Regions from separate parts of the Homo sapiens genome. Here region 2 is linked to region 1. A link is a contact called in ENCODE Hi-C data. All regions are on one chromosome and are shown on one strand. The core of a region is the stretch at or near the end of the contact, and the rest is flanking DNA. Distances in the headings are between cores, read along the strand shown. Region 1 overlaps OTUD7A (OTU deubiquitinase 7A). Region 2 has its middle 56 kb from the start of CHRNA7.

Region 1 (6,637 bases), core at 2,821-5,320:
ATCGAGGCTGCCACCTTCTGCCCGAACGTCTTAGGGTTTGAGTGGAAGCATTCTTGAGCCTGCGGTTTCCCTGATCCTCAGACGTGAGCCTGGGCATGGTCAGGGAGGGTCTGGGCCACCTGGGCTGCACATTCACATCGCATCCCCTCCAGCTCTGGATTGAAATCCAGACAGCCTTCTCACTGTTCTCCTCCATTGGGGTGAGTGTCTTCTAGAAGGCTCCTCAGATCTTGGTGGTAATGACCCCACCAGCCCATCAGATGTGCCCAGGGAACCCCTGGGTCCCTGAGAGAAATAAACAGGAGAGGAACCCCTCCATCCCTCTGGCCCCCACTGCTTCCTTGTGAAACACCCCCAGAAAGCCAATAGCCCTGCTACCACAGGCTCTGGTGGGCTGCCTCCGCCTGCAGAGAGACTCGCCTTCACAGCGGCCGGCACCCTTCACCTGCGGGCTCTTTCCAACTCATCTTCTGAGACCGCTCCCACGGTGGGGTAGGGGAGCTGGGACCTGTGCATTTGCCATCGGCGGATGGCATGAGAAGTGGCCCAGGATGGCGCAGCTGCCGGGGTCCATGAAGATAATATCCAGAGTGGGGAGGGCTCAGCCCCTGCATGAAGCAGTCCCCACTTTCTCCATCCTCCACCCTGTTTTAGTCAGTGACCAGCTGGCTCTGTTTTGTTTCACAGTGTGGACAACTCTGAGGACCCCGTGTACGAGAGCCTGGAAGAGTTCCACGTTTTTGTCCTAGCCCATATATTAAGAAGGCCCATCGTTGTTGTGGCAGATACAATGTTAAGAGACTCAGGTGGAGAAGGTAAGTTCCTCAAAGAGATGTGTTGTATTCATGACACAGAAAGCATAGCATCCCAGCTAGAAAGCAGATAGCACAGCACAAGGTCGAGCTCCCAGAGGCCACAAAGCATCACTCTGTGCAAAGATCTCCTCGACGTGTTTCTTTCTCCTCCCTGATGGCAGCAGAGATTGTTCTTGACTAGCTGCCCTGCCTATCAACGGCAGGTGGCCAGGAGAAATCTGGTCATGTGAGGACCAGGACCAAGCCCAGAGGGGCTCCTGTCTCCTGTCGTGTGCCTAGGGCATAGCAGACAGCCCACACCCCTCCAACAGCCCTGGGCCATGTCCTGGAGGCACTCAGTCACTCAGGTGTGTTCCCACCCCTCCGCAGACCACATGTGTGTTAAAGACTAAAAAGAAAGGAAGACAGAATGCATAGAGTCATTTGGCAAAAGCTATGGTAGAATCAGAACTGGCAGAGAAAGAGGCAAGGGCAGTTTATGGCCTGCCCACCAAAAGCCACACTCTGTGCACAGCCCCTTCTAGAATGTTCCTCCATTCAGCCCTTGCTACAACCTCCCAGGGTGGACACCACCCTCCCCACTTTACAGAGATGAAACTGAAGCCCAGAGAGGCTAGGCAATGTCCCCAGCGGGGATCAGCCAAGGGCAGGGAGTGATCCAAAGCCTGTCCTCCCTCCAGCGTGCAGCTGCCCAGTTTGAATTTACACCTGCACCTTAACAAAAGTCATAGGTCTTCCAGGGAGCTCTACGAATCAGGATGTGGCTCTTCACGCTAAATCACAGCTGCCATAAAAAATCTGATGTGGCCACGATGGTTATGTAGCCAGGGAACTGGTAGGACACAGGTCCTGCCTGGCCCACCCCCTTCCCTGTGTGGCTCAGGGACGCGGGCCTGCTGAGGTCTGCAGGTCTCCGTGCAACACCAGGGCTTGCATCAGGGCACTGCTGCGTAAGCCCAGGACTGAGCTCCCAGCACCATCAGATCTCTGAGTTGCGGGGCAGAGGAAGGTCCACGCTTCCTACCATGCTACTCACAGCCCTCTTGCAGGTACCCCCACCCTGTCGCCTCTCAGTCTGACTCTCCTGTGAGCACAGTGATCAATTTAGACAAAGTGAGGATGGCGGAGGAACTCATAAGAGTTCATCAAAGACATCCCTGAAATTACCGTCCCTGAATTCTGCTCAAGGAGTGCAGCAATACACTCACTCTAGGGCCAAAAGTAAAGACGTTTCATGACCTCAAAGCAGATGCTGCTTTAGGACAGATATTTCCAGAAGTTATTCTATTTTGCTGAGGGTGTTAGGCTTTTCTGCCCTCTTTTTTTACAAGTAAGAAAATGAGTGAAATTGTGTCCCTGTCACTGAAGGACTTGATCCCTCTGATTCTCAGTTCCCATCTGACTTACATCTTGGTCCTGGAGCTCTCTGACTGGTTCCTTCAAATTCAATAGAAGAGGTTCTCAAAACATAGAGCAAATATACACCCTTGAGAAGCGCACATACTCTGTTGTATACAAATGCTTTACCAAACACTAGGAAAGGAAGAAGTACATCCAGAAAAAGGTGGGCTTCCAGGCTGCAACTGCTCTGACCAATCTCGGGTGACTGTCATCCCAGCCCTGGGGCTCCTGTACACCTGTGCAGGTCTCAGGGCAGCAGGAGTCCTGGGGCAGACAGATGACTCTGGAAACCCTCAGCCCCATCCCTCAGCACCGCCTCCATCCACCCCTCCTGTCCCTCCGCTTCTCCACGGAGTCCCCCCGGGGTAGTGAGGGACAGGGATGCAGGGGCCTCCCCTCCCAGCTCGAGCTGGCTGCTCCTCACACCCTCACCCTGGTTTGTGTCCACAGCGTTCGCACCCATCCCATTCGGAGGGATCTACCTGCCCTTGGAGGTCCCTCCCAACAGATGCCACTGCTCGCCTCTGGTTCTGGCCTATGATCAAGCCCATTTCTCTGCCCTTGTGTCCATGGAACAGAGAGACCAGCAAAGAGAACAAGGTATGCCTGTCTCCCAAGAGAGTGCACGCAGGAGCCTAGGGTGGGGGCAGAGCCATCAGAAGGGACCCCATTGCACGGGGAGGTGGATTGTGGAGACCCCCCCTTAGAAGCACACCTGTGCACACTCAGCAGTGACAGTTTTTGCATAAAGCTACCTTATGCATGTGTGAACGTTTTCATTGAAAATAACAATGTTAAAGACAACATTCTCTTTAAAATACTAAACAAAGGCAACCTACCCTTAAATAGCTTTTACTGTTTTCCCTTTCACATGTATACATATTTTATAGGAATGCAATTAGTCTTAGATATAAATTAAAGGGAAAAAAACTTCAAAAGCAAGTATTAATGAACTATGGCCCACCACCCATTTTATAAATAAAGTTTTATTGGAACAGAGCCACATTCATTCACAGATGCATCATCTGTGGCCGTTTTTGCACTACAGTGGTAGAGAGAGGAGCAGCCACAGACACCAAGGCCTGCAGCGCCTAAAATATTTACTTACTAATTAGCTATTTATGGGAAGAGTTTGCTCACCCCTGCTCCAGGGTAAGCTTTTAACTCAAAAGGTCAACATTTCCTTTCAAAGCATTGCAGCTGAGTTTCCTCTAAGCAGCCATTTCAGTGCTGCTGATGTTGGGCCAGCCCACAGGCTGTGCACTGCACAATTCCAGGGCACCAGTCAATGTCTTTACTGGGGAAATAGGGGGATTTTGTTTGGAACAATTGCTGTTTTCTCATGTTAGCTACTGATGGATGTGTGACCAGCTGAGTGGAGAGGAAACCCCTTCCTGTTGTCATTCTTGTTTGTAGTATAGGCAGAGACTCACTCCCCCAGGGGACAGACGGACAGGCAAGACCAACTATTTCAGAGTCCCTGCCATTAGGTATGGTCCCAGAGAATGGGAAGTGCCCTGTCCAGGGCCAACAGGGGGAAGGAAGCTCAGGGGTGTCTGCTTCTGACCTTTTCCACTGAGTGTGCAGCTCAGGAAGTAAATATAGCAACAAGATTGCACCCCTAGGACTCCCAAATGCTACTCCTTCCTGTAGACAGCTGGGAAGGAAAGGACACAGACAAATGAACAGAACCCAGCCTCCCCCAGCCCTCCGCCAGAGGCGGCACCAGCGTGTCACTTCCTGGCCTGGCAGTTGAGTCGGGAATGAGGCTGGGGCTGTGGAGCAGAAGCTGAAGGTGAGAAATGCACAGGGCATTTGAGACCCCTTCCCAAGAGCAGATGCAGAGCTCCCAGGAGCTGACATGCGTGGTGCAGCCGCAGAACCCAAGTCACAGGAAGAGAGACGACTGGAGGCTACAGCCGGCCGTGACAAGAATGTCACATCATGGTTCTTTATTATTTGCAGATGTGGCACTGGCCACAGAAGGAAAGATTTAATCAGTAAGGCCTCGGAGGTGCTCCGGTCTTTCCATTGTCTCCCCACTTTCAATCCGGAATGCGGAATGCCTGCACCTCCTTCCCGGGGATTTAGCTCTTCGTAGGGCTGACCCCGCCTCTTGGGAGACCAGAAGGGCCTTTTCAGGACCTGGGATCGGCCAGGGGCGGGGCCCTCTGTCCAGTCCCCAGGGAGATTCTGTGGTCAGAAGGTGATGGTCCCAAGGCCAGCGTCTCCCAGTTCCGAGCATGGGGTTCAGATACCCGACCCCCTCCTCGCAAAAGGCACCGAGTACTCTTCCAGGCCTTCCAGATACTGCTGCTTGGTGTTTTCAAGGCACATATGAAAGCATCCTCCCTTCAAAGGATGCCCATGGAGGGCGCTGTGGCTTGGGACCTTTCAGGAGGGCCTTGCAGAGTTGTGGGTGGTTTCACTTCTGATGACCTGGTTTCTAAAAACTGGGATCTGGTCCCAGTGCACCTCTCAGAGCCACTGTGGTGTGGGTCTTTGGCTCCCTCACAGTCAAAGCAGCCCACTGGGATCCTCCTGGGGCGATGCAGGTCCCTGCCTCTAAGACCATCCTGTGGCCAGGCTGCACATTCACCCATAAGGTCCCCACGACCCACTGCAGGGCAGGTGCCATGGCCACGCTCTTTGTCACCTGCACCCTTGTGCCCCCTTAGACCTTCACCTCTGCAGCCTTCCCTCTGTGCCTCAAAGGACACTGTGGGGACGGGACAGAGTCCCAGCTGTGCTCTCAAGTCACACGACATCTCAGCAGAGAGGGACGTGGAAATCACAGTGAGGCTGCAGCTTCCAGGATGAGCTGCAGACTCAGGCCTGCTGGAGTGAGCTGGCCAGACCGCAAAGTCGCAGGACCTGGTGGGAGGCAGGAGATGGGAGACTCCAGAATATCGAGCCCCAGGATGCCACCGGCCCCCACTGTGAAGCACAGGTGTCACCCTCTGCCATGGTACCCTGTCCGTCCTATAAACAGCACCCTGTGACAGAGGCTAATAGATACAATAATCACAAGCCCCAGGAAGAGCAGACACCGCATCCTTGTGCCTGCGGAACGATGCTTTGAGAGCCTGGAAATGAGATAAAAAATGTATTTCAGGCTGAGACAAGGCTCCCTTCTTCCCACCACCCACTTCCTCCTCCTCTGTTTACATGCCCCATCATGTCTCATCCACATGTGTCCAGCTCCTGGAGGCTTAAAAATCCATGAAGCATTCTTTAAACTTCTCATCGAGTGCCTCTCCCTCTAAGGGAAGCCCCCTCTTATAGGTGCTACTGCCGTGGCCCGGCTACTGCTGATGCCGCCACTGACCATCTTCAAGTTCAGGAATCCTCCCATTTCCCAGGCTAGGCATGCAACATGGGGAGAGGGAAGGGCTTGAGGTGGAAGGTCAGGAGCTGGTGGGACTGGTCAGCTATGGGCAACCTCAGTGGCCCAGGCTTTGCAAATTTATCTTAGGACTTTTTAGATAAAATGTATGCATTCTTTCTTGGTAGCTTCCACACATGATGGTCACCTGCTTTCTCCTGGGGAGGACATTAGTCATTTGCTCCCTGACAACCTGAGCCTTGGGCCTTCAGCTTTTTGCAGGAAGCAGCCTCCTTGCAGCCACATCTTAAAATGGCCTGCAGGGGAGCTCTGTGAAACCCAGATCTGGGCATTCTCTCAGCACCCAGCTCAGGTCAGTTCCTACTGGCCACTGAGCAAATGTGTACATTATGAAAAATCAAATCAATTAACAGGAGAAGCAGAGGTGCCGCATAGTTCCTGGAAACATAGAACCTAGGAAAGAACTTTGGAATCATCCAGTGCAACAATCCCAACTCCCCTCCTTTTATAGCAAACATTGTCCAGTGTACTCTTCATTACCCTGAAATGAAATTCATGGATAATGTTACCTGTGTTGGAATAAAGTCCATTTAGTACCCCCACATCAGGAGAAATCAAAGGAAACCAATGTAATAAAATAATCTGCATTTCTGTAAATATTCTCACACAGCCATACTGCAAAACTCAATGAAGCAATCAGATCCTGGCACCCATATGTGGGGTGCCCAGTTACACAGAGAGGGGACACAGGTGTGCTGAGCATACCCTCAAATACCCCAGGAGGCTCTACAGTCCAAAATGGCAGCTAACTCTTGGTAAAGTCCCAAACAAGCCAAGCACAGCCTTGCCCATCTCCACAGCTCCTCTTCCCTTTGGGTGGATATAGAGCCGTGCAGAGCATACCCATGTGTACATGTTAGCTCTCGGCCTGGCCAGCAGGTTGCACTGGGAAGGGCTGGGTGCATACAGGTGCTGCCTAGGTCTGCACCCCACCTTCATGCTCATATATTTGCAGGTGCTTCCTGTGCTCAAGGGCTGTTCTAGGTCCTTTCCAGGAATACCTATTTAACCCTTC
Region 2 (6,637 bases), core at 1,694-4,193, 470 kb before region 1:
CACAAGGTTTTCTAAGTGGGTTTTACGCGGAGATTGTATTTTTAAAAATTACTCACATTTTAAAAATTCCCTGCTTTTTATGAAATCTGCTCCTTTCTGTCTGTGTAGAGGTTGGGGTTATCTGCAGCTCCTTGTCTCACAGGAGGGATCCGAGGGCGTCCTCAGGCAAGGGTCCCTTGTCCAGCAATTGAAGGGGTGAGGGAGGATCGGGGTGTGGACAGAGGGTGGCTCTGCCCCCTGGTGGCTGCTTGGGGAGACCGCCGCGGCCAGATGCCAGGCTGGAGGAGGCGCCAGCCCCAGCCCTGGAGGTGGTAGGAGATGAGCTCTCAGGGCACTTCCCATCCTGGTGCGGGGCTCACGGCAGAGTCAGGACTGGCTGGGCCTGCAGAGCCCCACGCACAGGGCCTGGTGAGCTCCCCAGCGAGGCCTGCCTGAGCCCACCTCCGCAAAGGAGGGAAAGCTCCAGCCAGGGCTGGGGATGAGCTGAATGAAGGACAGGAGTCCCCACCTGCTCAGGGGTATCCCCAGTAGAGAGGAGGGACTCCCTTAAGGGCCTCATCCTGTGGGAACTCCCCAAATAAATGGAGAGTGCCTGGGGTGGAAGCTGATCCCTGGAACAGGCTAAACATGGGGAGCTGCCAGGCAGGAGTGTCCCCAGGAAGGAAGGCAAACTGCGGTGGAAGTGAGGGCAGAGGCCACGATGGGATCCTCAGCTCTGCTCGAGCAGGTGGCGAGGACGGCCACACAGGGTGTCCTCCCCAACAACGAGGCAGTGCCAGGCGCACAGGTGGGTGTTGGGACTCAGCACAGTGGGGCAGCAGACACATGTGCTGGACACACAGCCCAGGACACACAGAAGTACTGGGTACACAACACAGGGCGCACAGCACAGGACACACAGCACAAGACACACAGCACACGGCACACCACACAGGACACAGCACAGGACACACACTACAGGGCACACAGTGCACGGCACACCACACAGGACACAGCACAGGCCACACAGCATAGGACACACAGCACAAGACACACAGAGCACACACACAGGGCTAACAACAGAGCACACAGCACAGGACACAACACAGGCCCACACAGTGGGCACAAAATTCTGGGCACACACTGTCAGCCAAACAATTCGAGGTACACGTGCCAGTCACGCAGCACCAGGCACACAGGAGTGGGCACGCTTGCCAAGCATACACAGCCACACAAACCATGCTGGGTCACAACACCAGACACAGAAGGAAAGACACACTCTCCAGCCACAGACACTGAAGCTGGGGACACACTGGACACACAACTCTGGGCATACAAGGTCAGGCATACCATGACCGACAAGCTGGCACACCCACTGGGAATACACACTGGCACACACTGGGGACAACACCAGACGCTGCAGGAACACAACATCGGGCACACACCAGGCACAGATGCTACACACACTCTAGGGACACAGCATCACATACACAATGCACACACGGCAAGAACCCATGCTTGTAACACATGTTGAACACACACACCAAACGCAATGCTGAGCTTCACTGTAGGGCACAAAACACTGGGACACACCATGCTGGGCACAGAAGCCAGGGTGCAATGCCAGGCACACACAAGTCCAGGCACTAATGCCAGCACACACTGTGGGAACACAACACTATGCACAAAACCTCAGACAGATGATGCCAAACACATACCACACACACACCAGCAGGCACTCCGGGCCAGGCACTCCAGGAGCACCACACTGAGCTCACAACGCTGGGTCACATACCAGCCATGTACACACCAGCCATGTAATTCCACCCACACAACACCAGGCATGCAGTGCAGAAACAGAACTCTGGAACCACAGGGCCAGGAAAACAATGCAGGCGCCCCATGCTGGACACACACAGTAAGTATACAACAATGAGCATGCAATGCCAGACACACAAAGCCAGACACACCATAGTAGGCGCAGCCTCTGGGACACCATGCAGGGCACACAGTGCTGGGCAAACATGCCAGGCACAAAATGCCAGGGAGAAAGCACTAAGCCCGTATGCCAGGCACACTCTGGGCCCACCAAGCTGGATGCACAAACCTGAGCACACAGGGCCGGACACACAACGCAGGCACCCAGGCCGGGCAGACACTCTGGGATCTCAATACTGGGCACACAGGACCAGGTACACAACACCAGGCATGCAATACTGGGCATGCCCACTAGGCACAAACAAGCAGGAACACAGCGCCAGGTACACACAGTACCTGCACACACAGTTGGCAAACAACACAGGGCATACGCTCCAGGATTACACTGCAAGGCTCACAGACGGGAGCAAACAAACCCGGCATACAATGCGGAGTATGCACAGCCAGGTGCCACACTAGGCATGCAGGGCCAGGCACATGGCAAGAACACAGGCTGGACACAGATGCTGGCTACGCGACACTGGGCAAACAAAGTCAGACACACCATGCCTGGTGCATAACACCATGCACATAACTCAATACTGGACACACAGTGACAGGCACACAACACTGGGCGCACAAAGGAAGTATGCATGCTAGGCACTCAGCAGGAACACAGGACACTAGAAGGCACACCCAGTCAGCACATACAGTTGGCTTTGAGCAACGAAGTGTGCGCAGACGCAGTGTCACCCACCAGCTTAGGGCTGACCGTGGCCAGCCGTGCTCCAGATGGCGGCCGCCCCGCGGCGCAGATCTTGGATGAAGGCGACATGGAGCGGGGCTGTCGCCAGCCACTGGGGCTCAGGGGGCTCAGGGGCACTTGCGGCAGCCACACAGCCTGAGCGCTGCTGGCTGTAACTCTGTGGGATGCACGAGGTTTGCTTCCATCAGTGCCCTCTCTGATGCACATGTGAATCGCTCTGAGTCTCTTACGATAACAAAAAATTCCGTAGGGTGTGGCACGTGTAAACCCGACTCGTATTTCTTGCTAGAGTATCTTTGGCAAGGTTTCCTGGGTTACTGGGTCAGAAGTCAAAGGCAGGTGACTTTGCAATTGCCAATTATCTCCGCAGGGCTACACCAGAGTGGGTCAGGGGAAGAATCAGAGATGGGTCGTAGGATTGTATCGTCATTAGGTGCATGTGCCCAGAAAGCAGGAAACAAATCTCCCAAAAAAGCTCTCTCAGCCTGCTCTTCAAAAACCCGGCCCCTTCCCACCTCTTCCTCTGCCGGAGGAATCTTTAAGATTTGCAATTTTAACCTTTAGCCGTTAGGTGGCGCCACAAAGTAAGGTATCCATGGGCCGAGGACGCTCAGCGACCCCTTCCTCCCCTGTGAGATTTCTTCTCTTGTTGAAGCTGCAAAGGAAAATCGCAGTTCCCAGATCTGGCAAGTGTAACAACATCTTCAGCAGCTCTGAATGGTTTTTATACAATTCTTTTCTTTACCTAATAGAAGGATCAATAACTGTAGACATATGCAGATCTTGATGGTTTGACCTCAGGCCAAAGCAACCTTGCTCCCCACCCCCATCACTTTCCTGTAAGACAGAAAGAGTGGTTGGTGAATGCTTGTCAGGTGCATGGCCCAGTGGGTGAAGCTGTTGAACAGGTCCCTTGCCAGTGCCCCCAGCAGCGGCTCTTAACAGCCATGCTAATGGCCGTCTCCTCTCCAAGCACCCAGGCTTGCAGTGGTCTGGGGCAGGCCTTGGGCCGCTCCCTCCCCGGGCATTACAGCCCTATCTCTGTGCCTTCCCTGAGCCCCTGCAATTCCACCAGAGGCCTGATGACTCTCTGGGGGACCTCTTCAAATAACTTCAGTCATTCATGTGGAGCAAGAGAGCCAGACTCCTGGCAAGAAAAAGCCAGACAGGGCCTGGGCTTCAGAAGATGCCTCACAGACCCTGGCAATCGGCCTGACTTCCAGAGGCCCCTCCCTCCCTGCAGGTCCAGGACACACATCACTTTACAGGAGAGGTTTCAGTCTGCAAGGCCAGCCCAAGTCTCCCAGAGTGGATGGTCCTCCCACCTCACCCTCTCTCTCAGACCATAGGGGTCGCTGGGCCCATGCTCTGTTGCAGGCACCAAGCCTGCCCTCCAGGCTAGGGGCTCAGCATTTCTAGAATTCTTGGGGTGTGAAGGACATTCATCTGAAAAGCTTCACTGGAGGATTGCAGACTTCAGGCTCCTAAGAAATTGCCTGGTGACTCTTGGTCTGCCTTTGCCACCACCCCTCCCAACGGCATAGGCAGCACTGAGATAGGCCACTCTACAAGTGGAAGGAGCCCAGGCCGGAAAACTGGGCCACCAGAATTCAGCCTACGAACCTCAGCTTCATCCTCTGTGAAACAAAGACGGCAATTTCCCAAGCAGAGAGAAAGGTCCTGGCACTAAGCAGGTGCTGAACAAAGACACGTAGCTGTTCACTCTACCACGCCCTAGCAGGTGGGTCCCAAGCAGAGGATGCACCAGAACAGAACAAAGCCATTCAGGGAAGCAACTGACTCGCTCATTCATTCTTTCTGTGAGAGCTTATGCGATCCACTCTCTTTCCGATGGACATAGGAAGCCCCAGGCAAAGGCTGTGCACAGCCCCTTCCTTCTCTTGCTGCTTGGGGACATCTGGAAGGCTGACAAAACACACAGAACCACCTCCTGCTCTGACCAACTAACAACACTACACTTTCTGTCCAGGTAGAAAAGTGGATGAAATATGCTAAACCATTATTTACAGACTTTGAGCCACAGACAGTGCGGGAGTGTGATCGCTGAAAACAAGCAGAACTTCTGGGACCCAGTGCAGGGAGGGGCTCCATGCAGCGCATGGAGGTGGCTGGAGCTGAAGAGACAGAAACCGGACAGATTGCTGGAGAAGACAGAGCTGCACGCTGAGCCCATGCCTCTTGCATGGCTTGAGTGAACAAAACCTGCTCTGCGTGGTGTGGGGGGCTGTTATATTCATGAAGGCTGCAACCAAGACCCAGGGAGGCCCTGAACTGCATCCAGCCAGGGCTAGGTCACGTCGTTAACACCTTTAATCAGAGACCGTCCTGATTCGCTGTAGTCCTGATTGGCTTTTATACTCTCCACCTCCAGCCAGGTCTTCTTTGCAGATAGATTGTAGAAGAGCATGGGTCTCTGAGAGCCCATCATCGTCTCACTTGATCTGCTTCTGTAAAGCATTTTAAATGTATGCTGTGGTCTGAATGTTTCTCATGAATGGGATTACTGCCCTTATATAAGGGGCCCCAGGGAGTCAGCAACCTCCTCCAGTATGTGAGGACACAGGGAGAAGGTGCCATCAATGAAACAGTAAGTGGGTCCTCACCAGACACCAGATGTGTCAGTGCCTCGATCTTGGACTTCTCAGCCTCCAGAACTGTGAGGAATACATTTCTGTTAAGTCTCCCAGTCTATGGTATTTTGGTTATAGAAACCCAAACAGACTAAGACGCTTTGCAAAATAATGTTTATTTTGAGCACCTACTATGTCCCAGATACTGCGACTATTATATAACTTAATTTAAACTTTTATAACAGCTCTATTATATACATAGCACCATCTCTTTTTACCTTTTTTAAAAATTGTGCAACACATGAATACATTTGTTGGAAAAAAAAAACAAAACAGAAGTGTATTGACTGCAAAGCCAACGTCTCCTCACCCGGCCTCCACTTCCAGTCCCACTCGTGTGTCTGAGCATATCCATTTAAGAGGGGTGTGATTCTGGACAATTCTATATATTCAATCATTTGTCTGTCTTGAGGAAGTCCTGCTTGTTTCCTAATGCAGAAGGAGTTATTTATCATTCCTGGCAATGTGGCATAGAATTTCCAGTGCAGCTGGGGAGTCCAGCTGCCCCCACCCAAGCCCACCTCTTCCTGGAGTTGGGTAACTTGACCTTGAGGCTCAACATCGCTGGAACTCAGCGTCATCACCTGTCAAACAGGGTCAAAGGAGTGTCTGCCTCCAGGGCTGCTGAGTGGCCAGCAGGCGGTGGTGAGGGTGAGGGTGCAGACGGTGAGCACTTTGAAGCTGCACGGATGCCATGAGCAATGCCCAGCTCCCAGCCTCCTCCGTCTGCCACAGAAAATGTGTCTGCCCATGCCTAGGCTGTCCCCAGACCCCCACCCTATCATTGAATGAGGGATGAAGGTTCTCCATGTTGTCTCTCTGTTCCAACACTGTTTATGTACTATGGGTATCACCTCCTTCAAGAAACCAGGTTGTTGTCCAGGTCTAGGACCTGCTGGGGGAGGTGGGGAGCTCTGGAGGGTAAGCAACAGCACAGCAGGGTGGTCACCATCCCAGGCTACGGAGCCAGACCACCTGGACTCTATTTCTTACTTGGAGCCAAACAACCAGGTTCAAGTCCCTACCTGTTCACTTAAGAGCTGAGTAAATTCCGGAGGCTACCTCTTGTCTCCTTGCCACACCAAAACCCCCATTAGTAAAATCCAGACCATGGTAGCTTTCACCTCAATAGGTGATTACAAGGGTCATATTTTTATTTTGTCTACTGTTTATCTTTATTTTATATCAAATTGTCTAAGTTCCCTCTTTTTCTAGATTGCTGAGAGTTTTTGTCATGAATGTTAGTTGTCAAATTTTTTTCTGCATCATTTGATATAAACTTGTAATTTTTTTCCTTGTTAGCCTGTTAATATGGCACATTATA

What was found. Hi-C counts contacts between places; a loop is a spot of excess contacts on that map. Pooled maps may share reads with other maps.
Region 2: a map of GM12878 shows a loop between it and region 1 (13-fold over the local background). The contact joins two enhancer-like sites. A Hi-C loop is called at or near these places in 4 of 168 maps with a recorded cell type or tissue (GM12878, MCF 10A, dorsolateral prefrontal cortex and 1 more), 2 of 37 single-sample maps with no recorded cell type and 6 of 50 pooled maps.

What each region holds. Positions count from the first base shown.
Region 1 is chr15:31,497,869-31,504,505 of GRCh38, reverse strand. It overlaps OTUD7A (OTU deubiquitinase 7A), which reads left to right. Exons shown (of 13, transcript NM_001382637.1): 9 at 688-815; 10 at 2,667-2,816. Among named protein-coding and RNA genes, the nearest start is that of KLF13, 170 kb to the right of the region's middle. Within about 2 kb of position 4,070, at least 2 of the 41 ENCODE cell types and tissues checked have a DNase peak (open chromatin) inside an H3K27ac peak, as active enhancers do.
Region 2 is chr15:31,971,614-31,978,250 of GRCh38, reverse strand. No RefSeq gene overlaps it. Among named protein-coding and RNA genes, the nearest start is that of CHRNA7, 56 kb to the left of the region's middle. RefSeq lists enhancers at 173-738, 739-1,305, 1,871-2,553. Within about 2 kb of position 2,943, at least 3 of the 41 ENCODE cell types and tissues checked have a DNase peak (open chromatin) inside an H3K27ac peak, as active enhancers do.